Regions from separate parts of the Mus musculus genome. Here regions 2, 3, 4 and 5 are each linked to region 1. A link is a loop called in an ENCODE intact Hi-C map of the cell type or tissue named here. Cell type or tissue: heart. All regions are shown on one strand.

Region 1 (5,000 bases):
GTCATATGTACTGGTATTTTGCTGTGGAATTGTACTGTGGAACTTTTGAGAATATGCTAGGTCTGTTAGAATTCTTGATCAGAATCGGACTTGACACCAACTGCCTTGCTTATCCTGCTAACTGGCAAAAACCAACTAGGACTTCATTCCTACCAATATTTTGAGCTTTCTACTGTTTAACTGAAAAACTTCCTAACAGCAAAAAGCAGATGTCAGAGGGAAAAGGTCCACATTTTGTGCTTCATTTAAAGATACAAAAGAACGCCATCTTGTTTGAAACTTGCAACTCTTCTGGTTAACACCAACAGATTTGTTCCTGTGTAACAATGTGTTCAAAGCACATTGACACCGTAGTACTTGAGGGGAAAATGACACAGCTGTAAGCCTACCTTATTCTTTCCCAAGCTACCCTGTCACAAACAAGTTCATTTATTTAAAAAGAAACAAAAGGCTCCCATGGTCACTACAATAAAAAGCAAAACGAATCATAATCAGCACAGTGTGTGAGGAAAGAGGTTCTATTACATACACAAATTTTATAAAATGATTTCCTTCTTGGACGATATTGAGATTATAATTGTGAATACTAAATATATGCAATGTCAAACTCCATCCCAGGCGATGTTTGCCAACAGCACTCGAAATGCTTAACTGGTACTTTCTGGTTACTATGACTACCGAATTGTACAAAGCTTGTTCCAGTTGTCTGAAATTTAAGTTGGGGCAGAACAGAGTACAATACTGGAAAGCTGCAACTGGACCCTGGGAGAGTCTTTTCACAGGCTTCTCTTCAATCGGGTTGGTTTTTCTTGGCTGTTTGCTCTAAGAAGCAATCAACCAACCAGGTTTCCAAGTGTAGGGTTTATGAGTATGGAATTGCATGGCACTTAAAAGTGACTTACAATCAAATCACTACTCCACCTAGTTATGTAATCTCCTTCCCAAGATCAAGTCAGTTGGAGGGTTTTTTTTTTGTTTGTTTTTTGTTTTTGTTTTTGTAAGCATCCTCTCCGTGGCTGGAGGGGTGCGAAAGTTAGGAAAGAGCAACTCAAAGCCCGGAGGCTGTGGTCACAGTACTGAAGGAGTCTGAGTTTTAAATGGGGGCGAGGGAGTTTCTGCGGGAATGTGTCTGTGTCGGCCAAGTGGCAGAACCAGGCCAAGAGGCCACACTGATCTGTTCGCGCACACTGACCGTAGACAGTGCCGGGCTGCGTGGTGGCCTCGGCTTTTAGGGTCTATGAAGCTGAAAGCCGATGCTGCGGTGCGGACCCAGGGAGCGCCCGTGCCTACAGCCGTGGGCAGGCCGCTGAGCCGTGCTGTGCCCGCCGCCAGCCTCAACGGCCGGCTCTGGCGAGCTTTCAAACGCCAGCCAGCGCCCCCCGCGAGCAGCGCCCGGCGCCGAGGCCGCCGAGGGCTTCCGGGGCTCAGCGTCCGGGTCACCTTGCCTCCGCTCCGGCCCGCAGGCAGAGCGGTTCGTAGTCTCGACCCGCCCCACCCACCGCGGCCGCGACCCCCGCCGCACTCACCCCTTTCCAGCCGGACAGGTTCGCCCAGCGCCGCCATCTTCTCTTCGGAGGTGCAGACCCACAGGAAGTGACGACAGAGGGGCCGCGGTGGACCAGGCCGAGAAAGCGGAAGGGCGAGGATGGTAGTAACGCGAGAGCTAGAAGGATGCGGGTAACTACGCAGAGCGGTAGCCGGGGACGCTTTGCGACCGACGGGTGGCCTCCTTTCGTGGGTCTGTGCTCGTCCACTTCCAACAACCTGAGGTTGAAAAGAACCGATGTCCCGAGTGTCCCCTGCCTCGGGGAAGTCAGGACCTTAGTTCCGGCCCTTACCCGACCGACGGCAGCCTCTGACCGTCTAGGCTGGTTTCCCCATGTCCGAGTCCTCTTATAAATTCTTAATATCCTAGCTTGATCTAATTTAAAAAATTTACAATTCGAATTTTATCTAAAACTCTCTTTGAGCAGAAAGGTGGGAAAAAAAACAACCGGGAGAGAACGCTTTGGTATACACGAAGTATTGTTTTTAGTTAGCCGATTCAAAATCTGCTTGTGAATGAAGGATGAAGCATAGATTTTGTTTTATGGGTACATTTTGTAATTTGTAAGAATTTTTATATTAATGGGTGTTTTGCCCTTATGTATATCTGCACCATTTACAAACCTGAGGCCACAAGAGGGCATCTATTCCCCTGGAACTGGAGTTACAGATGGTTGAGACCTGCCCTGTGGGTGTTGGGAATCTAACCCCAGGACCCCTGGAAAAGGAGCCAGTACTCCTAACAGCACTGTCTGTCATCTCCAGATCCTCATAGGGCCACTCTTGAAGACTTGGTGGACCCAAATATTTTTAGTCACTAATTTCAATGAAATAATTTTTGTGAAACTTGGATTTGGGTAGCAAAGATCATAGTCCAGTGTTAAGTTTGTAACACCTGCACGACAGGATTGTTTTAATAGCTGGTTGCAGGTGACCCATTCTTTCCGTTGAACTGCAGTTTTCTACATGTTGTTATTAGGTAGTTGAATCCCACCACTGGGCAGTAGCCTTCAAGCTTCCTCATGCTCCATACAAATGACACAGGTTTTCTTGGCTGACAGGAGCTATTCTTATGAGCTGGGGTTACACATTACTTACTTTTCCAGAGACTCGAATCTGCAGACTTGTACAAGCTACACAAATCTGAGCTTTATCTCTATCTTCTGCTCCTTTGGAGTAGTCTTTTTCCATGTCTTTGATGATAAACACACAAAAAATCCCAGAATTCCAGGCTTACGCAGAAGACCATAAAAGTTTCCAGAGAATAAAAGGTCACCTTCTAAGGACTAGAAATTGAAACAGGATGCACTTTCTTTCCTTAACACAGCTGGAAGGACTCTGCAAGCTATAAAACTGTTACAGAAAATTGAATAATTCTCAAACTAGAATTCCCTCCTTGTTTTCTAGAGCTTCCATAGTGAAGTATAACAAGCGGAATGTTTTAAAACCACAGATAATTGCCTCACAAATCTGAGAGCTACAAGTCAGGAATAAAGGTACTATGTTCATTTCTAATCTACAGGAACCCTTCCTTGTCTCTGCCTGGCTTTCTAGCAGTTTTCTGGAAGTCTCTGGTGTTCCTGACTTGTGCTACTCAGCATCTTAGTTAGGGTTTTACTGCTGTAAACAGACACCGTGACCAAGGCAAGTCTTACAAAGACAACATTTAATTGGGGCTGGCTTACAGGTTCAGAGGTTCAGTCCATTATCATCAAGGCAAGAGCATGGCAGCATCCAGGCTGGTATGGTGCAGGAGGAGCTGAGAGTTCAACATCTTCATCTGAAGGCTGCAAGTGGAAGACTGACTTCCAGGCACTTAGGAAGTTGCTGTGATAGCCCACACCCACAAGTGACACACCTACTCCAACAAGGCCTCACCTGCCTCAACTGAGCCATACCTTCTAATAGTGCCACTTCCTGGGCAGAACATATGCCAACCATCACACTCAGTCTTTGTTTTCATACTCACATGGCAGTCTCACTATTATTTTCGTCTGAGCATTTTCTTAGAAGGAGACCAGTCCTATTAGACCAGGGGAGGAGACCAGGGGCCTACTCTAATCCAGTATGACCTCAGCCTAAGCTACATAAACAGTGTGCTACTACCACTGACTTATGATTCTCAGGTATGTGTGGTTTTTTTAAAGGGAAGGAGCCAACTTATTAAGCTGATAAAATTATCAGGAGAGAAGTCATACTGAAAGACGTTTTAGGGGGCATGGGTATAGCTCAGTGGTTGAGTATTTGTCTAGCATGTCTGATATCCTGGGTTAACCCCCAGCCCCACAGTTTCATACTAAACATATAAATTCTTCTAAAAAATTACTTTCCATACATACTTTCTCAAAAGCAACTAGGAAACATGCTCCATCAGAATTAGGAAGTTATATTGCCGATGTAGCTTAGTGACAGAGCAGTTGTCTCAGCACTCAGAAAACAGAACCAATTAAGACGACCCTAGAATACTTGTTTCATTATTGTCTCTAGAGAAACATAACTAACAGAATGTGTACACTCACATGTGTGTACAATCATGGAACACAGACTTACTGTAAAGATTGCTTCAAGTGATCATGAAAGATAAGATATATCATGATCTGTGGCCTGCAAGATGGAAGCATGAGAAAGAAGACAGTAGTAGTCTCAGTACAAAGCCACAGGTAAAAAACAAACTAACAAACAAAGAAAAAAACAAAAACAACAACAAAAAAACAGAAGTTAATGCGGGTAGCCCTACTTTGTGTTTGGTGATCCCATGATCAGAACCGCTGGGCTAAGGGCAGAAGTATATGACTCAGTTTAACAAGAGAGAAGGCTGCTTTTGTATGCTCTTCTGTAGTATCTAGATCGTCAAATAGATAGATTAGATGATGACTACCCACATTTCTTCTTTTTAATATTTATCTTTAATTTTTTTATAATCCCACCATTATCCCCTTCCAGGTCTGACAGTTCCTCATCCCATTCTTCTCCTCCCACCATACCTCCATTCCACCCCACCTCACCCTGCTAGGCCTTCCCACTCCCTGGGGCCTCAGGTTTCTCAAGGGTTAGGAGCATCTTCTCTCATTGAGGCCAGACCAGGCAGTTTTCTGCTGTATATGTGTTGGGGGGCCTCATATCAGCTAGTATATGCTGCCTGGTGGCTCAGTGTCTGAGAGATTTTAGGGGTTCTGGTTAGTTGAGACTGCTGGTCTTCCTATAGGGTCACCCTTCTCTTCAGCTTCTTCCAGCCTTTCCCTAATTCAACCATAGGGGTCCCGGACTTCAGACCATTGGCTGGGTGTAATTATCTGCTTCTGTCTCAGTCAGTTGCTTGTTGAGCCTCTCAGAGAGCAGCCATGCTAGACTACTGTCTGGAAGTACAACATAGCATATGTAATAGTGTCAGGCCTTGGAGTCTCTATTGCTCAGGGGAGAATTCTACCTAAGCCACCTCAATAAAATCATACAGA
Region 2 (5,000 bases), 680 kb before region 1:
TCTATAGAGTCCCCAAGCTCCATCCACTCTTTGGCTGTGGGTGTCTATACTTGTCTGAGTCAGCTCTGAGAGACAGTTGCTGTCCTCTCAGAGGACAAATTGATACCGACTGTTAGCATAAAAGAGTATCATTAATAGTGTTAGGGATTGGTGCTTGCCCATGGGAGGGGTCTCAGATTGTGCCTGTTATTGGTTGGCCAGTCCCTCAGTCTCACTCCATCCCGCATGCCTGAATTTCTTGTAGATGGGACAAATAATTGGGTTGAAATTTTTTTGGGTGGCTTAGTGTCTCTATCACTCCACTGGGGTTCCTGCCTGGCTACAGGGGTGACCTCTTCAGGTTCCATATCCTCATTGTAGTGAGTTACAGTCAAAGTCACCCACATTGATTCTTGGGTGCCTCCCTTATCCCAGCTCTCTGTCTCATCCTGGAGATGCCCCCCCACACACACTACCCCCCGCCACCTTCTCACATCCATTAGTTGCAGATTTCCATTATTGTAAAACTTTTGAATGCCACTAGGGACAAATTATAATCACTTGGGCAACAAAGAAATAGCAAGCTACCATGAGAAGAACACAGAAGCAAATCAGCTAGTTCAAAGGTCCCTGTGTACAATGAGTACACAACCCGCCATTCATCTTATATACCTACAGCACATTTCTGAGCCTTGACTGTGCTGTGAAATGTGCTACATACATACTAATAAATAATTTACCTTTTAGTTTATCAAGGATAAAAATTGGAGGTTAATGAGAATAATCATCCCTTTATTGTTGTTGATATTAATACCACTTCTGCTATTGTTTCTACTTCTCCATGATTCCCCATAGTCCTCTCCTTTAACACCCACTCTCTTCTCTCTCTCCTTCTCTCTCTCTCTCTCTCTCTCTCTCTCTCTCTCTCTCTCTCTCTCTCTCTCTCTCTCTCTCCCCCTCTCTCCCTCCCTCTCTCTCTCTCTCTCTCTCTCTCTCTCTCTCTCTCTCTCTCTCTCTCTGTTGTTTACATCTGATTTTATTTTCAGCCTTCTTTCTGTTGTTCTCTAGAAGATCCTGAAAACAAAGTGACACACTGGCTTAGAGTGTTGTCTGAAGTACTTCTACTGACATTGATCTCTCTGCTCACCTCTAATGTTTGGACAATTCTTGATCTTTAACCCTTGGTTTTGTTCTATTTTCAAATAGACTCATTCTTTGGAATGCTTTTCCACTCTTATAGTTTCAAGTAATGGCATGCTCTTGGTATAGTATCATTTTTTTTTTATGTTTCCCATTGAGTTCTTGTATCAGAGTCACATTATCAAAGCCAAAGAAAGACAGAAAGGAAGAATGGCTCTGTAGAGCGAAAGTTTGAAAGAAGTAGAGAAGCGAACAAAACACAACTTTATTACTTTTCTTTTTCCTTTCTTATTTTCCCTAAGTTTTTAGGGATGAGGAATTTTTGACTACTTTTTGCTTGCTTGATAAGGAATGAATTAACAAGAACAAGAGGATAAACATAACTGAAAAGACAAACGACCAGACTATTTTAGAAAGTCTGACTTATGTGTGTGATTGCCAAAAGAAAGCACAATTCCATGCATTCAAATCAAAAGGGCAGGAGGGTTGGTGGTCAGCTGCACAGAACAGCTGGGTTCTTAGGATCTGTGCTGAGACTGTAGTTGTTTCTGGAACATGAAACTTGAAGGTACTGGTGACAGTTGGTGAGTATAATGCTTTCTATGTCACTGGGACCCATATTAGGATAGATCAGAAGCATTTTTGAGAATTTTACATTTTTAGTAATCCAATTACTGGTTGTTTTATTAAGGGACCACCCCTCACTGAAAAGTGATGCCCAGAAACCTTCAGGTCATCGTGTTTTTCTCACATGCTGGAAAAAACAAATGAATAGAGGAATACTTGTGTTCCAGACATTTTTTTTTAACTCTAAGACATCTTTATAATATCTTTTCTACTAGCTTAATTAATACCTAGTCTGTATGTGGTCAGGCTTTCTCTCACTTGGGGAATGTCCTCTGAATGCAGCAAATGTGTACAGTAAGGACCTGCACAGTCTCAAGACAGTAAGTCTTTCAGAAAAGTTAGTGGCAAAGCTGACAGAAATGAACCACACTAATACAATGATCCTTTCTTCTAAGAAAGACATAAAACCGCTTGCAAGACTCCAGTCTGCTCTAATACATCAACAGGATTTGTACTCTTAACTCTTGAAGTCAGAAACAAATGTCATGTGACCAGTTGCAATTTATGAGGAAAATTAAGCTGACAGTTGAAGCACGAGCTAAATGACCACAAGGGGGCAGTCTGTTCATGTTTAATTTCGGGATAGTATCCCTGGACTCAGCTGAGTCTTGTTTTTAAAGATGGGGAGAACTGAACAAAGTAGAAATTCAAAGACCACAGATGTGAGAGAAGTAATTTACTTCCCCTTAAGTTTGTTTGCTTTTATTTAAATCAATTTTCATGTGTTTGTGTTCTCTCTGTGTATGTGGTGTGTTGTGTGTGTATGTGTGTGTGTGTGTTAGTATATGGTGTGATATACGTGTGATGGTTATATGTGTATGTGTCTATGATGTATGTGTGAGTGAAGAGTCTGTGGTGAGTATTTATTTATGTGGTATGTGTACATGTGTGTGTGTGTGAGAGAGAGGGGGGGAGACAAAGAGAGAGATGTGTGTATATGTACGTTTGTGGTAAGTGTAAGCTCTATATTTGTCTATGTCTTGTGTCTATGAGTCATATTGTAGTATGTGTGCATGTGTGTACATGTGCATATGTGTCTATGTATATAGTGTATAGTGTGTGTGTATTGTGTGTGTGTATTGTGTGTGTGTGTGTGTGTGTATTGTTTCTTTCTTTCTTTCTTTTTTCTGAAAAGAGCTAAAAGCACAACTGATTTACAGAGCCTATAAGTCTGTCTGGGCTGATTGAGCCTGGGAGATCTCAGCCTACAATGAGACTAAGTTTTCAGTCAAGAAGGGAAGCTGAACAAGCTGTCTTCTGATCACAGCTGTCACTTCAACTTGGAGTCCTGTTGCTTTTCACCAAAAACCTTCCCTTCCGGTGTGTGTTTGCTTCCTTTGTGGTTTTAAGGAATTGGAATCTTACCTTAGCCTTGAGTTGTTTTAAATCTCAATTCAATTTTCTCATTTAGCATAATTCTAATGATTTTACTGTATACTTTACATTATTTATTTTACTAAGAAGATGGCAAAGACAAAATAACTGCATTTAATAGATGCAGCTGGTAGGCGTTTTTTAATTTTTTTTAAAGCACGGAATCTTAGGTGTAATGTGTACTAAATGAGGACAGATTTTAAACCATAGCAAATCAAAGGAGCAGCACAAAGCAGCACAATAAGCTCGCCCACACCGAAGACAGCTTTCTGCTTTACAAAATGCCACAAATCAGGAGAATTACTTTGTGAAATGGGAATTGTCCCACATATAGATTTTTCTGTAATTAAACAACTTAACAGTGTATTATATACATTTTCTATATAAAAATATCTGACACAAATGTAAACAGTTTTACAGTGCTCAGTTGTGTCCTTGTGCCACACCAGTTTTATCAAGTACCCAAACAAGCATGGTTCTTAAAATGCTATAGTCGAATGAACACTTAAAGAGGGAGGTGGGAAAGAAAAGGATAGGGAATGAAATTCACAGAGGATGGAAGACAAGAGACAAAGGAGGAGCTGGGTAAAGGATGCTGGATGAAGGCAGAACGGGGACAGAAGAGACCGAACTGGTCTTCACCATCAGGCTCAGGAGTCCTTTCCTTTTGTGTTAACAACTTTCAGATCATCACCCTGTATCTGCTCTACAGCTAATCTTTTCCATTCTCACCATTGGTTCTATAAAGGAGGAAGAGGAACAAATACCAGTATTGGAGTGATCCTCTCATCTCCATTACAAAGAAAACTGTGTATCTTTTATGTAGAATTAGCCAGAAGACTGAGACTACAAGAATGTTAACAAAAGCAAAATCTTATTTCTACTTCTGGTTCCCTCTGTGAGCTTGAGAAGAAATCATACAGAATGATGCCGGTGAAATGTGGTCAGATGCAAGGGTATAAAATATAACACCCGAATACATGGTTTTCGTATTTAGTATATTCAGACAGTGATGTGTCAGAGTATATATTGAAATAGAACTGCTGTAAGATTAGCGATTTAAGAGTATGGTTAAAGAATAATTTGAGTTTTTACTGGATAGTGTTTAATGTCAAGATATTTATAGTAAGATAATTTTGTAGTAAGATATGTGTGTGTGTGTGTGTGTGTGTGTGGAGAGAGAGAGAGAGAGAGAGAGAGAGAGAGAGAGAGAGAGAGAGAGAGACATACACATGTGCTTGTGTTATAGCCCAGCATGACTTTGAACTCAGTAGTCCCCAGCCTCAGCTTCCCAAGTGCTAGGATAACACATATATTGTTCTTTGATAAATAAAATAAATGGATAAAATGACAACATGCCAGCTATCTGAATATGGGTGGCTCATGAACACAAGGGAAAAGATGATTTCTCCCGAGTAGTGACTGACTGTTGATAGAAGCCATGCCTGTGATCTCCACTGACACTTTCTCCAGAGGCATCAGAAAGCCTTACAGTCTTATGTTTCATTTGATGCCATGTGAGTCCCCTGTAATATGTGCTTTAATGCTCCATCAAGACAAGCATTTTGTGAGCCTTGCATTTAGACCGCTTTAACTTCAAACAGCTACAGATGTCAGCATGAGGCTTCATGGGGTATTGAGACATTAAAATGAAAGGCATTGGGAATTTTTAAACACAGAAGAATTTAAAATGAAAACCCTCTTCTGCATCACAATGGGATGATAAAGCAAAACTGGAGAAATATTAAATTCCCTATAAACACGGTCCAAAAATAAAAGTGAGTGAATTACCTCTGTCCCACTCTAACTGGTCCCCCAAGTATTAGATCTCAGGCTCCTTGGAGATTTCAAAGATGATAATAAAGTTTTGGAACCATTGA
Region 3 (5,000 bases), 150 kb after region 1:
GTTTTTGTGTTCTTTTAAACACCCAGATGACCAACATATAACCAGAGAAAAGAATTATTCATTTAGGCTTTTAAATACATTCTTTTTATTGCTGAGATGTACTGCTATTTTATGGCTATTTAGGGGCAGATATACTCACAATGTAGTGTTCATTCAATTATCCTATGAACATTCAATTTAAAACATACATGTTGAGGGCTTTCTGACAGGTGGATGGCTGGAGTGTGGCAGACAAACAGATGAATGGAAATATCTAGTACCTAAGAGAAGAAGAGTGGTAAAACAAGAGTGCTGGCCAGCATAAAGATAATTACTGTCTATTAAGTAGTTACTATTTCAAGGGAGGAATCCCAAAAGCCTCATGGGAGTCTTCAAGGTTCTGTAGCATGTGACATTTAAAGAAAAATGAGGGTGGAAGAAGAAGATTCCTTTGTGAAGAAAGATGTGATTAATTGAAAAGCTGCTTTGATAAGTTCACAATGGCGCATAAGATGCCTTGGGCTGAGTCTGATTTTGGAAGGTGGAAGCATCTTCTATTGTAAAATGGAGGCAGAGCACAAAGCTGAGAGCTATGGCAGAAAAGAGTCAAAAGAACATGTAGTGATGTTTTTTTTTTTTTTTTTTTTTTTCTGACCAAAACCAATGGCTTATCAGGCTAGTCTAAAACTTCTGAAAATGAAATCCTGAGCATTTTGAAAAGTAATTGTAGCATTTGGTTAACTTCGAATTGTTGTGAATTGCTTTTGAATAGATTTGGTGAGAATGGAAAATAGTCAATCACCAAGATTTTCTACGAGAAGATGCACATGGGGTTACTACATTACAGGCAGGATTGGCAGATAGAAGAATTGAAAGTGCAGAACCTGTGGAGGACTACTGTCTTCTAGATACACCCCAGCTATTGTAGTCCTCCACTCACAACAGCTATGGTCACCTGCATAAGATAAAGCCAGCCAAAATTACTGCGTAGATGGGGAGGCACTCTGCAGATCCTATATCTAACTGAGGAAGCTATCTAACTGGCAGTTGATAGCTTTTGAGGAAGGAGGGTCATCCGTCTTGGAGGGAGCTTCCACAGTTAGGTTACAGCTGGCTAGGACTTTTCATGATCCAGGAAGGAAGCATAAAAGAAATAAAGGCATAGATTACATAGAGATTCCACATAGCGAGAGGGAAGATGTGGAAAGGGAGGGCAGTGTAAGGTATGTAATGAGTTGTTTGAGTATATGATGGGGAGAATAACCTGAAGCCATATCATAAAAGTCATGAATGCCACTGTGACTGATGTGCACTCTGTCAGTAATGATGAGCCACTCCACGTGTTAAATGGAGAAAGATTATATAATCTGTCCATCTATCACTAAGATATATTAGAGAGCATATGTCCTCTGAATTTATCTCCTGGTTATACCAGTAATTGCCTCTGCCTCACAGCCTCTCTCAGCATTAGTTCCATGAGAAATGGCCATAATTAGAGCTACAGTCTACATTTGTTTCTGACATGCAATCACCAAGCAGACCAGGCCACCATGAATGCTTGGGGGGTACTCATTTGAAGCTACACACACACACACACACACACACACACACAGAGAGAGAGAGAGACACACACACACACACATACACACACACACTGCCTTAAAACACTGTTGATTTAAAACATTCCTCCCGCTCCATTTTATCCCTTGCAAAAGCACTGGACTTTATTCCCTCAAGGGAAGACTGCATCCTTGTGTCTTTTTCCACATGAGTACATTTGTGTATAAGTGGGTATGGTGACTTGCACAGTGTGATTGATACAAAGCAGTTTCACACTCATTTCCATTGAACCTTCAGAAAGATAATATCCTAAAAGGCAAGAGGTAAGCCATAGACAACACAGGGGCAGGGTGTGTGTGTGTGTGTGTGTGTGTGTGTGTGTGTGTGTGTGTGTGTGTTTGTAGAGACCACTGGGAGGCTGCTATATTCCAGGTGAGCTGTAGTGAACACCTTAGCCAAAGCAATGGAAAGAAAAGCTGAAAATGGAAGGAAGAGATGAAAAAGAGCCCAGAAATACAAACAAAGGGAAATTCTGACACCTGCATTTTGATCTCCTTGACATTGCTCCCATTTCCTCTGGGGACATGTCCCGGATAAGGGTGAAATCAGATGCTCCTTGGCAGTTTCAAATGACACCGCCCCTAACTTTCCATTGGATAAGAGATGGCCCAAAATAGCCTCTGGTCCCACAGTCGAGATGATTACTGGGACTCGGATTCCTATTCTGAAAACATGGGGAAGAAGCCAGGCATTTGCCCACTTACCCTCTCAAGCAGCTGACCTGGGGCATTAGCACCCTGGTGCCTGCTGACACAGTACATCTGCCAAATTCGATTAGCCTGGCTAAGCCAGGCATGTCCTGCGTTGCTGCTAAAAGGAGCCCTCCAGGAAGGGGTTATAGGATTCAGAGATTTTATTCTTTCTTCTAAGTGTCAATCACTACTGCCTATTTGGCAGTTTACGGTAGGGGAGGGGGACAGACAAAAATATCTGAAGGAGCAGAAGACAAAGGCAAAGAGTATTTTAATGGTCACTTTTGAAAATAGGGAAAATCCTCCAAATAGTCATGATAGATTGTTTTTGTTCTTCCAGTTGAACCATTTAAAGCCTTTTGGAGGCCAACAGAGTAAGCCAGGCAGTAGTGAAACGACACTGGGGTGTGTTACTGGCTGAGAGCAGCTGATGACCTGGCTGTGAGGAACTCCTGTAGCTTCATTCTCTACACTGCTAGGCCAAGGACCCTCACCTGCAGACTCAGACTCCTTGCAGCCTTTGTGCCTATATTGTTCCTGTTCAGGGCTCCTGCAGGAGTTGATAGACCTTGGCCCAATACTACAGGGTTAACCTGGACTCTCCAGTGTCCCGTCATGACTCCAGAGGTTGCTCCTAGCGTCTAGAGTGCCTGTCTCTTGTCGCTGTGGTTATGCACGCACTTATGCTTAGCTGACTCTAGACCTGGGGTCCTGCTTGGCTAATGATCAACCATTAGAATTCCATGATCTTAGTCATTAGCTGACTCAGAGGAAGCAGAACCCTGGTTAATACTTTACCCTGAACCCACCACTGGGAAGACTTTTGGAAAATACAGTTGCCTGGGTTCCACTGTCAGGATTCTAATTTAACTTGCCCGTGTTTGAGGTCGGCATAAGAACTTTTAAAGCTTCTTTGTGTGACTCAAATGTACATGTCAATATTGAGAGCCATAAGTTAAGATTGAAGCCTTTGTACAATAGGGATATTAGCTCAAATCTGACTATATTATTTATTAACTGTGATAACTCAGAAAACCTATGTAGGCTCCTGTGTTGTCAGTTTCCATGTCTATAATTACATGGCCATCTGGTTTATATTTTACAGAGCATGGAAAGCAGAGACTCTGGTGTCTCATACAACTTAAGGATGTACTATTAGAGTCTGTTCTCAAATTCTTTTCCTCGTTGGTGTTTAACTAACACTTAGGACACCCATCCTTTACCGGCTTCTCACTGGATCATCTGTTTGAAGTCCATGGATGTCACTCCGAGGTTAGTGTCTATAGAAGATGTATCACCCTTTCAGGCTTTGTGTCTGCTGAACCTTGAGTTTGGTGTCAGAACCTCCACCACCTGACAGACCTGTTCTCGAAAAACTGGGAAATCAGGAAAGCAAGTCAAGTTCATCTTTTGGGTCAGTTCTTGTCAATTGGAAGTGATCACCCAGAACATAACCATGTGAAATATGAATTCAGTTAGAACTTTGCAGAGAGGTATGATATATATATGGAAGACTGAGGAGAGAGATAGTAGGTGGTGGTGTCCAAGACTGTTGCAGACCTATCAGGGTTCGAACCATTGTCCTTTTTCTTCTCTACCAACCATAAGTACTAAATAATTCTGTAAAGTATTGACCTGGGCAGGCTGGATGTGTTGCTAAGTGGTAGTGTACTTGCCTATTACACATGATGCCAGTCCTAAGTACCACTCAAAGAACACTGACTTCTGGAGGACTGAGCATTCCTGAGTTTAGGAAGTAGTTCTAAAACGCTCACCTACCCAATCCCAGCAACTCACAGGAAGCCTTTCAGATCTGTTACAAAGTTGAAGGGATGACAGCTGTCTCATTTCTAGGTATTGAAAACAGCTGGCTTAAAGTAGAGGGAACCCTGCCCTAGTGTTGCTCAGCGTAGAGCCAGCAGCATTGCATACACTTTGGGAGGGGCCTTCATGCAATATGAGCCTATTTGCCTGTTAACCCTTAAAAGAGCCAGTCAGTGCTCTTTTGAAGTTGAAAAGAATAAGCATCATTAGTGGTCTTCCTTTCTGACGGAAGCTCAAGTCTCTCCGTTTCCCGTCCCCCCCCCTCTCCTTTTTTCCTCCCCCTTCCTCTTCTCCGTCTTCCTCCCTCTTTGCTTTCCTCCTCTCCTCCCCCTCTCCCCTGTACTTTCCCAGTTTCGTTCATGTTCTTTTAATTTTGACAGGAGTTAGGATAGTGGCTGCAGATGCAGGCTACATGAAATCTAGCCCTGCTCCATTACTCATAAACACTGAGAACTTTGGCAGAAATTTCCTTTGTGTCTTAGTTTCTTTGTATTGGTGCGACCAATCCATCATAAATTTTGTGATGTGAGTTACTCTATGCAGGTGTTAGGAATGTTTATGGTATTCGAGAGTTTTCTGTGATCAGGGATGGAATGGATGTTTAAGATGCGACAGGAGACTGAGGCAGGCTCTTCTTTGACCACCTTCAGAGATGTGACAGTGATTCCATTTCTCTTTGAGACATGAATTCATCCATCTACTGCTGCCTCAGCCCTTGCTATTTGTCTGGCACAGACACTTAGGGACAATGGATAACATTTGAAATATGAATTCCAGAGAATCACCGTTTATTGTAGTTTTCTGTTCCATTTGCCTATGTATGTGGAGTGGCTACTTCTTAACTGACACAAAAGTGGATAAACAGGAATTTACTTTCTAGAAAAA
Region 4 (5,000 bases), 130 kb before region 1:
GGGTCTTTTGAATATTGACTAGAAGGTATTCACCAAAGCCTTCAAATTTACTTTTAAAATATGTTAAATCCACACTGTCCTAAAAGTGCTTATGAAAAGACTCCTAAAATTCTAGTTCAAAATTCCACCAGGCTAACCAGGGAAGGCCTATTTCTTGCTGCTATTGGCAGTCTGAAAAAGCAGCTTGCTCTCTGTGACTTCCACCCTCACCGACGTGAACTTTCACCTGTCATCCTTACAAAAATGTCCTCCCATGTGAGTGACCTCCTATTTGATTCACTAATTCTTAAATGAGTGCCTTAGACTGAATGGGAGCTATCTTGCTACTTATATAAAAAGCACGGCCTTGCCAGCTGGAATTTCTTAAATCTTCTGTACTATGCCTGACACAGCCTGGCAATCAGAAACTTGTAAATGCTTCCTGAGGCTGCCATAAGGAATATATCCTAAAATGAAGCTGTCTTAGAAAAATTCCTACAGAGACAGGCCCTTTGTTCCAGTTTCCATAGTAAAAAGTATATAATATAAAGAAATGTAAGCCCTAAAGAGATACCTGAGTACTAAGCCCCGGGCTGCCTGTACTAGCTCTACGCCTTTGAGGCAGGCCTTAAAAAAAGATTCTTCGCATCCCCACCTTTTAAAAGGTTTATCTTTATTTATGAGTATATACGCACTGGGTATGAGTTTATGTGCACCAAGTGCAAGCATACAGATGTCAGTAGGAGACAGTGTCAGATTTTCTGGAACTAGAGTTACTGGTGGTTGTGAACCACCCGATGATGAAGGTCCTTGGACTCGAACCTGGGTCCTTTCCAAGAGCAGTTAGCCCTCTTAAGCACTGAGCTCTCTCTAGCCTAAGTAGACTTTCTATATGTATTCTAATATAGTTTTCTTTGTGAAATGATTTGGGCTTTTCTTTCTTGATAATAGAAGTCTTGTATATCTTGTTTATCTCTACCTACACTAATATGTGGCAAAATAGTAAATGTTTGCTGAATGAGTCAACGTAAATAAACATTAAGATGGCATTATTAACTAACCCCCTTGATGAACACTCACTATTCCATTAAATGTTCTCTCTCAGATCAGTTAACCTGTCTCTGCAGAGTATGCATGCACCCTTTGGGCATCTGTACCCAGCTCTTTATATTTAAAGCACCTACTTCCTACAACCCAGCACCAGCTACACATTTTGATGCTAAGTTTATGGGTAAGAGCTCTGGAGTCGACAACCTGGTTTTTGAGGCTTTTAAAGGCTCCTAGCAGCAAGTTTTGTGTGCTTGCGACTGTGTACAGTAAGTTTCTATGGAAACTGAGACAGCAATCGTCTATCTCAGGAAAAAGGAACTAGGAATCATGGGAGATCAGTGACCATTTGTAAGAATTTACCCAGCACCCTAGGATGCAAGTGCTGCACAGCCTTTGAGCTGGAAAACAGGAGGTTATGCGGCTCGGGGTAACAACAAAGCCTTCTGAATGCCATCTCTAAGGAGTCTTGACAAGTGCTGGGAGGGCCGAACCTTGAGTTTACCTGGAGCGCTGCTGGAACTCTATTCCTTCCAAGCTCTCCACCTTGCTCTCGGACTCACGGGCATCTTCGTCCAGGGCCTCTTCATCCTCCCCCTCACTGTCGTCCGCGCCAAACGGAAAGCTCTGGTGGCCAAGGGGAGACAACAGGGACAGGGTGGAGTTGCTGCAGCTCAGAGACGGCGGCGACAAGCACTCGGTCAGCGCCACATCCTCCAGCCCTGGATCCCCGGAATCCACTAAGAGGTCGACGACAAAACTCGAGGAGGGCCGGAAGCCCGGCTTGCAGCGGGCGAGGTAACGGGTGCACGGAGCCGGAGAGGCAGCCCGCCACGGCCCAGCGGCCCGCATCAGGCCCGCCAAGTTCAAACGGCCCGAGCAAGGCCGAAGGCGCGTTCTCCCAGCAGGCTCCGCGCGCGCCGTCCGACCAATCAGCGCCAGCTTTAGGCCGTGTTGTCATAGCGACGCTTGTAGCCCGCAAGGGGCTTTGTCTGGGCTGGAAGAGCTTGGCTTCCTCAGTCCAGGTAGGAAGGTTCCTGACTGACAGCTTCAGCTTGGCGTCTCCCCGAGTCGTCCGCCCATTCCTGATGCTGTCCCGAGTACTGTGTTTGCTGTGGTGTTGAAGGCCATTTGGTGCACGACACTTATCAGTGTCACTAAAGCGGATCCTTTAAAAGGAAAAGGCAGAAGCCTGAAGCCATGGTTATTCCCCCTTCCTCATAAAAGCTCAGGATCACTAAAAAAAAAAAAAAATCTAGCACTCGTGATTGAATTTTTTAGTTCATTTATGTTGTTGTTTTTTTTGTTTTTGTTTGTCTAAGGGAGAGAACTTTATCCTCTGTGGGCATAGTTTCTCACTGTATGGGCAGCATCTGTCAACATAATCAGTTCCCCGACCCCCAGTCGCCAAGGCAGGGTTTCTCTGTATAGCCCTGGCTGTCCTGGAACTCACTATGTAGACCAGGCTTACCTCAAACTTAGAAATCCGCCTGCCTCTGCCTCCCAAGTGCTGGGATTAAAGGCATGAGCCACCGCTGCCCTGCAACACAATCGGTTTTATCAGGTTGTGTTAACTTTCTAGTCTTCCAAAGCATTTGTGTCCACTCTCCAGCGTGTCCATACCAGAGCAGCAAATCATGAGCCAACCTTAAAATCCATCGTTCTTTTTAAAATGAAATTTTGAACTGTGATGCAATAGGCATTTTTCTAGGACTTCTTGGCACTCTCCTTTTAGGGGCCGAGGATCTAACTGAAGCCGGCAAGGAAAAGATGGCAGATACTGAAAGTGAGCTGCTTATTCATGCTCACAAAACTGCATACAAAAACGCAGCTTTTGGCTAATGTACATTACATTAGTGTAAGAATCACAAGTGAAATGAGAGTATCTGTAGAATTTTCATAGCGCAGTTAGATATGTTAGAAATACTAGCAACCAAAAGCGAAGCAAAGTGACTATAAATGACATGCTAGCACTATTTTGTTCTTTTTTTTTTCCAGTAAAAACAATGGCATTGGAAGAAAACTGTACGATGAACTAAGAAACGTGATTTAGTAGGCTTATGGTTGTGACTTACTCCAGTTATTCAGTATTGGCATATCTGGTTAAGATATTTTGTCAGAAAACACCCTTGGTGTCAGTAACTCAGAGACATTGGACTACCTTATACCTTCAAAAAGACAGGAACTTGAAAAATGATCCTCCATTCCCCCAAAAAATAACCTAAAGGTTTTGGGGAAGGGAATGGAGCTGGCTTTGAACCAGTAGTTTTCCTCTTAATATTCTTACATAGGCTATTTAACTGCAATGATCTTAATTTAATCCTCCCCAAAATAATCTACCCTGCTATCATAGTCATTCATTAATCCTCAGCTCCACTCAGGACCTGACATATCTTGAACTCTGTCACTATCCCACATTGAGTTCCCCATCATAAACCTCTCAGTGTAGGAATGTTAAATCATATAGTTTCCTAACCCTCTTCATGTTTTATTAAAGTGTTCTTGATACTCTAGGATCAGTGTGTTCACCAAGAGCATTAAGCCTTAAAGGCTACAAGGCAGTTAAATGGCCTGCTGTGGCTGTTTGAATGTGGTCTGTTTTTACAGTACTATTCATTACTTGGACTGAGACAATAGTCAAGATGGATAGGATTATACAAATGTATACATTAACTCTCCCCTTAAGTTACAGGGTGTGGACCTAACAGTATCCTCTTAATACTCATTTTCAATCTAATAATATGAGGGTTTTTTTTTAATTGGCGTGGAAAATCCCTGCAAGAGTGACTTTTGCTTAAAAAATATTTAACTATATTACAAAACTAATTCCTTTGCCAGTAATCCTTATGGCAATTTTATGACATGGGTTCAAAAATGTCTTCCTGCACATACTTAAGTATTAACATATGAAATATGTCTCAGCTTGCGTCAAAATAACGCAAGAGGCAGAAGGACTGAAGGGGCTTAGTGAATGTGGTGAAGATGAAAGGCTCATTGTGTGCCGTGGACACTTGTGAAAGGTGTAAGTGAGGTAATTACACCGTGCTTTTTGCTATAAAAGTTTCCAACATTCCAAGTTTAACATAAACTCACTACTCTCTCCAGAGCTAAGATGAATGGACTAAGCGGTGGGTTGGGAATGATTCCGTCAGTAAACTGCCTACCTCGAAGCATGAGCAGCCGAGTTCCATTTCCAGCACCTACATAAAATTGCAGTGGGGTGGCACAAGCTCAGGCCAGTCATTCTAGCTAATCAGATGGTCTAGCCTAATCAGTGAGTTTCAGACTAATGAGAGAACCTGTCCCAAATGAGGCAGATAGGCTCCCTGAGGAGGACAAGTTGCCACCTGGCATGAGCACACCTCCATACACCCACTCTCATAAAATAATAAACACAGAGAATTAGCTTCTGGTTTGGTTCGTAAGTGTTTTAAGGATTTACTGAAATTTGCTGTGGTTTATCAATTGTCTTTTCATTTGAGAAATGAGGGTTTTCTTAAGCATCTAGGAAAGTCACTGCATGTAGTATCTTGCAGATTGTTAAATTCTTGCCTTCAGTAAAGATCTAGTGATTACTATTCTCTTAAATATCACAATTTGTTTTTTACTATATAGTTTAGATTTGGGATAAAACTTTACTTCTAAATTTCAGTATAGTGTCCTAGACTTTTATAGATAGCATGAAAATTGTGTTTTCCAGTGGTTATTTTCAACATTTCTTTTAATATTTGGTAGTTACAAATTTTAATTTGACTGTGTGATACTAAGTACACTCAGTAATGCATCGAGCTATAAAATAAGAAATACAAGATTGCTTTATAGAAACTCTTGTTTAAATATCAGACGTCTAGCACAGTTTACCACATACTTTACCTAATATTCTATTGTTGTTTTATTTGGGTTTTTGCTTTGTTTTGTTGGGTGTTTTTGAGACACAATCTCTCTGTAAAGCTCTAGCTGCTCTGAAACTTACT
Region 5 (5,000 bases), 610 kb after region 1:
ATTATGGTCAATCTTTCATTGTTTAAAACGATAAAATTAGAATAAGGATGGGACCAAGCTTTTAAAATAGTTAATGAGGATTAAAGAGTTTAAAGCTAATTGGAACTTTCTATAGTTATTTTAAAATGCAGTAAGGATTCAAGTGATACTTGAGAAGAAATTTTGACAGTCTCTTAAAGGAGTTTTAAGAAGTACAATGTCAAGTGTAACTTTGTGTCTCAACCTGCTACAGATTTTAAGATTGATCTTATTTCCTATTCCTCTTTGTTCTTTAGCTAGGGCACCAGAAAGCAAAGATTCCCTTCTCCTACATTAAAGTGATGTTTTCTTTTTCAAACATGGCTAAAAGTCTGGTATCTAGTTGATTCTATATCAAGTACAAAGACCATGTTTAATATGAAACAGATAATTGTTATCTGTGGAATAGGATGAAGATTTGCAAATTCTTTTTGGACAATGCTTTGAGAACAGTATAGACCCTGATCAATTAAGTCATATTCCATCTTAAATGGTATGCTGTTAAAGAAGAAACAAAAGAGCCAGTGGTAAGATTTTTTTTGGTGGGAATAAAGTAAGTCTATAGATTACAGTAGACTATTGATCCATTCCTGAAAGACTGAGTATAAAAGAGGATGATGAAGGGGCTCTAACTGGCAATATTCAAACTAAAGAGCAAATGGTATTTAAGAGCCTTTCCTGCTACAAAATTGTATGATTAATCTATATGTTAGGAAATATAAGAAGAAAAAGAATGCTGAAATGACGGCAAATAGGATTATTATTTTAAACCTATACAGTTCTCAAATATAAATAATAATTAAATTAATAAAAGTATATAAAAATACATAGAATCCAAAAGGTAATTTACTCATGTATAGGCCCTGAGAATTTTCTACATAAAAATTAAAATTATATACTTCCTTTAAAAAAAATAAAAATACTTAGGTGGCATTAAGGATTCTACACATTCTAGATATACACTGTCATTATACATATATCACGTAATGACTGCAGCAATAAATTAATAGTCTGCCAACATGCACTCCCCTTCCTGTGAATTGTTATTTAGTTGGTATGTTTGGATTAGAATCTATTACCCCACTCCCCATCACTGCTCACCTCTGTGTTTTTCCTGGAAGGAGTGAATTATGAAATGTAACTTGGTTTTTTTCCTTTTGTTTTTCTGATACCATACAGTAAGTATTCTTAATGAATATGATTGAAAGGCTTTCCCCAGGTCAGTATGGTGGTAACAGTGATGCTCACATGAGTTACTCTCTGCCAGGAACCATGGCAGACACTTCATACCCAAGTCATTCAACGCGCATAATAACTATGCAAGGTTGCCTCACATACGGAGGAACTTAGTAATGTTTCCAAATGTTATTACTAATATGACAGAAAGCGGACCCAGCTACAAATCCAAATCTCATGACTGAGAAAAAGAAAATGCTTCCAAACAGGTGTATAGAAGCACAATGACATAGCTACGAATTATTCCCAACTCAGGTAGAAAATTCTGATTCGACATGGTTTAGAACAGGGACCTTGCCTCATTTACAGTTTCTATCTGGCTTAAACCTTTCTGTCAGTCACTGATTTGACTGCCTTACTAACACGAGGGAAGATTATCAGTATTGGTGGTGGGCCAATTGTTTTTCTATTGCCTTTCATAGCATTAACAGCATAGTCAATTTATAGTGTCTATTGAAAAGTATAACTACAGTGGGACAAAATGCTCTTTAAAATAAAAAAATCTTAAATATCTGTAAATACTGGTTCAATGAGAATACCTCTCAAGGCAAATCATTCCTGCTGACTGAAATAGTTCTTTTCATACACTGAATTCAATAGCAAGTACTATTTATTAGCTCTGTGGGATTCATATTCTCTAACATCAAAGGTCAAGAAAACCTTCCAAAACCCAAGGTAGGAACTGGACAAAGTGGACTGATGTCACCAACAAAATTAGTTCTACTCCAGTAATCCCCATTCATATTATAATGAGCAACAGTCAGCATTGGCTTTTTTTGTACTAGGCAAGGCAAATGAGCTCCTGCTGAAAAGGCTGCAGAAACTGCAGGATTAGAGGCTGCTTTCTGGCCTCCTGGCACTTTTTTGTCTTTGTTTCTTTTTTTCCGTGACCTTCAGCATCACAGGTGAGCAGTCAGGGCCGGTTTTGCTTGAGGCTACAACTGGGCTCCAGACTGACCTGACAGCCTCTCTGCACAAAAGCTCCTCCCATGAAGTAAAGCCCAGAAGTCGCACACTCCCATGTGCAGCCCAAGCAGGACACTCTGAATTTGGAATCCGGAAGGAACCTCACGCTCTAGGAGGCTGAACTGTGAGCGTCCTCAGTTTAAGTCTGAGAAAGGGACCAGCTTCCCCTCGGGGTTCAGTGGCGAAGCCTAGAACCTCGGTGCTGAGAAAGGCTCGCCTTGTCATGCACACTCGGTAGCTCCGGGTCTTTCCAAGCCGCAATACCGAGGGGACCCTCGACCTGCATCGCCCGCCGAAAGCTAATTTGTCGCCTGACACCGGATCCTCCACTCCGGCGACCCTCGAATCAACCCACGCGTCCCCAGACACAGCGCCCACCTCACTCACCTACAAGAAGTGACCGTCACAACTTGGCAGAGTTGGCTTCCAGGCGCTCCAAACACAGCCACAAATTCAAACCCAAGCCAGCTTCCCCAGCTATCCATCTCATTGGCTGCCGTTCGGATGACGTCAGCACGTCAGACGTTTTCCTGAGCGACTCGCAGTTTGGCGCCAGAGGCTGGGCCTCAGATGCCGGAGGAGAAGTTACTTTCCTGGGCGTCGCCGTGGCAACGCGCGCGGTCGTTTCCGGCAGCCGTGACGGAGGTGGGCGGAGCTCGGGCGGCGGTGCAGGTGGGAAGCAGCCACCTGGGATATTTAGTATTGCCACAGTCCTAGGGTCTGGGGTGCCCTGGGCTTTGGGTGATGTTTCTCTTAGGGGGAGAGGCGGAGTCTGCGGGCCTGTAAAAGGGCCTGGGTTATTTTGTCCTTTTTCCCTTTCTGATTAGTCAAGTTCCCAAGGATTAGGACTCAGGCTTTGGAAGGTATGGTGCCTCCATGTGAATTAATTACAAGTCCCAAGTCTTCTTTTGTCAGGGTTTCCTGGCCTGCTCCCGTTATTACTGATTAAAAATATTTGGTATTTGCGAAAATATTTGCTATTTGCCAGCATTTAACATGCTCCAAGTATGACCTTACAAACTAAAAATCACTTAAATATATTGGCCTAGTCACATTATTGGATCATGGGCTTCTTGTTTCAGATTGCATTATTTCTGAATGTATACATTAGAAAGAAAAATGCATTAAAAACATAGGGAATATTAAAAAATTGGCAGGGTATTTTATATTTGTATTGTTGGCTAGGCAAGCCTTTTATCAGTTGACATTCTCAACCCTTTAGAAAAATTTAGTAGTACGATCTGAATTACATTGTTATTGTTTATATGACTCTATTTAGTAAGCAACTCTTACTTGCAGATTTTAGGAGCATATTAGTACACACTGAAGTCAGCATCCCTTCCCTCCTGGAGTTTAGATTTCTGTAAAAATAGGATGTTACAGGGCAGAGGATTTATGCATGTGTCTGTCTATTGTCTATCTATCTATCTATCTATCTAATCTATTTTATATTTTTAAACAAGGTCTTGCCCAGTAGTCATGGCTGGCCTGGAACTTGCCATGTAGACACAAATGGGCTGGAACATATAGAGATCTTCTTGCTTCTGCTTCCTGTGTGCTGAGATTAAAGGCATAGGCCACCACACCCAGCAGTGCAGAGTACTATTAGTCACATTTTTACGTTGAAATCCCATAGATTATGATTATGTCTTAAATCTACTGAAGAAAATCAGGAGAGTTGCAAATTATACATTATTCTTTGTTTTATGAATTTTTTCTGAGCCCTGGAGAGTGCGTCAATAAAGTGACTACTTATTTCTTATTATAGTATATGTACCAACTAATGCCATCATCATTTTTGTGACATTGGTTTGGTAATAAAAATGAGGAGAGTTTGCAAGGCAGTGGTGGCACACGCCTTTAATCCCAGCACTTGGGAGGCAGAGGCAGGCAGATTTCTGAGTTCAAGGCCTGCCTGCTCTACAGGGTGAGTTCCAGGATAGCCAAGGCTACACAGAGAAACCCTGTCTCGAAAAAAAAAAATGAGGAGAGTTCATTTTGTTTTAAATATTCTTTCCATATATAGTGCTTGACCTTTGGTGTCTCAGGCATATTTTTAACCCCTTAAACATTACCTTACTTTATTCTCAAAACAGACTATAAGATATAAACATATTGTTTTGATTTTATTAGGAGAAAACTGAAGTGTTAGAAAAACTTTTATAGGGAAGTATTTCTCTTGTAAAAGAAACCAAGTCAAAATTAGCCATTTGTTTTTAAAATACTTTCTAGGTCAAGTGACTATAATATATTTTAATTTAGTTTGAAAATATGTTTATCTTGTTATCTTGAAAAATTATATTGGTAAATGACTAAGTAGGCATGTACATTCCATCTTTGTCTTGTTTTGACATTCACACTATATAGGCTTCTTAGTGTTACAAGTGTCGCCACATGTAATCCCAATACTACCCATTTAATTTCACTTCTGCATTGCACTTGCTTGATAGCAGGGTTCCACTAATGAGATCCATACTCTCCAGGAATCATACATTTGGTTAAAACAGAGAGGTTTTAACAATACAACCAATACTATTATTGTGCAGTTGTCAACTCATGAATTTGGCAGAAGTAATAACAGGACGAGAGAACCTCATGCTTTTTAACAAAATTAAAGAGTCGGGGTAGGGGACCGGAACTTCCCAAAAGTACAGGGTTAAGAAGGTTGAAATTTCCACCTTTGGTTAGAAATTGGATGATGCATGGAGCCATTATTTTATAGTAGACAGAAAATTGAAAGTTACATTTAAACTTTCGCCAGACATCAAAACAATTCTTAA

Evidence for each region. A loop is a pair of places that touch in the nucleus more often than their neighbours do. Peaks named below come from ENCODE experiments on the same cell type or tissue, not always from the same donor. Only the 100,000 strongest peaks of a DNase experiment are listed, where the experiment ranks them.
Region 2: it touches region 1 in a loop (4-fold over the local background); 2 of 42 quality-filtered maps call a loop at or near these places.
Region 3: a loop joins it to region 1, with 3 times the contacts of the local background. A loop is called at or near these places in 4 of 42 quality-filtered maps.
Region 4: it touches region 1 in a loop (3-fold over the local background); 10 of 42 quality-filtered maps call a loop at or near these places.
Region 5: a loop joins it to region 1, with 5 times the contacts of the local background. A loop is called at or near these places in 7 of 42 quality-filtered maps.

The regions. Positions count from the first base shown.
Region 1 is chr2:109,887,448-109,892,447 of GRCm38, reverse strand. Lin7c (lin-7 homolog C (C. elegans)) reads right to left here and starts at 1,570. Exons shown (of 5, transcript NM_011699.3): 1 at 1,527-1,570. The coding sequence starts at 1,563. In heart, a CTCF peak has its summit at 2,172 (motif pointing right); a DNase peak (open chromatin) is centred at 1,607; H3K4me3 peaks cover 2,160 bases; H3K27ac peaks cover 1,751 bases.
Region 2 is chr2:110,562,501-110,567,500 of GRCm38, reverse strand. No RefSeq gene overlaps it. Among named protein-coding and RNA genes, the nearest start is that of Slc5a12, 32 kb to the left of the region's middle. In heart, a CTCF peak has its summit at 2,288 (motif pointing right); no DNase peak of the experiment used is centred here.
Region 3 is chr2:109,732,865-109,737,864 of GRCm38, reverse strand. No RefSeq gene overlaps it. Among named protein-coding and RNA genes, the nearest start is that of Bdnf, 42 kb to the right of the region's middle. In heart, no CTCF peak of the experiment used is centred here; a DNase peak (open chromatin) is centred at 2,274.
Region 4 is chr2:110,014,746-110,019,745 of GRCm38, reverse strand. It overlaps Ccdc34 (coiled-coil domain containing 34), which reads right to left and starts at 1,929. Exons shown (of 6, transcript NM_026613.4): 1 at 1,532-1,929. The coding sequence starts at 1,878. In heart, a CTCF peak has its summit at 1,987; a DNase peak (open chromatin) is centred at 1,955; H3K4me3 peaks cover 2,241 bases; H3K27ac peaks cover 1,278 bases.
Region 5 is chr2:109,278,501-109,283,500 of GRCm38, reverse strand. It overlaps Kif18a (kinesin family member 18A), which reads right to left and starts at 2,763. Exons shown (of 17, transcript NM_139303.1): 1 at 2,608-2,763. It also overlaps a transcript of Mettl15 not described here. In heart, no CTCF peak of the experiment used is centred here; a DNase peak (open chromatin) is centred at 2,750; H3K4me3 peaks cover 2,190 bases; H3K27ac peaks cover 1,604 bases.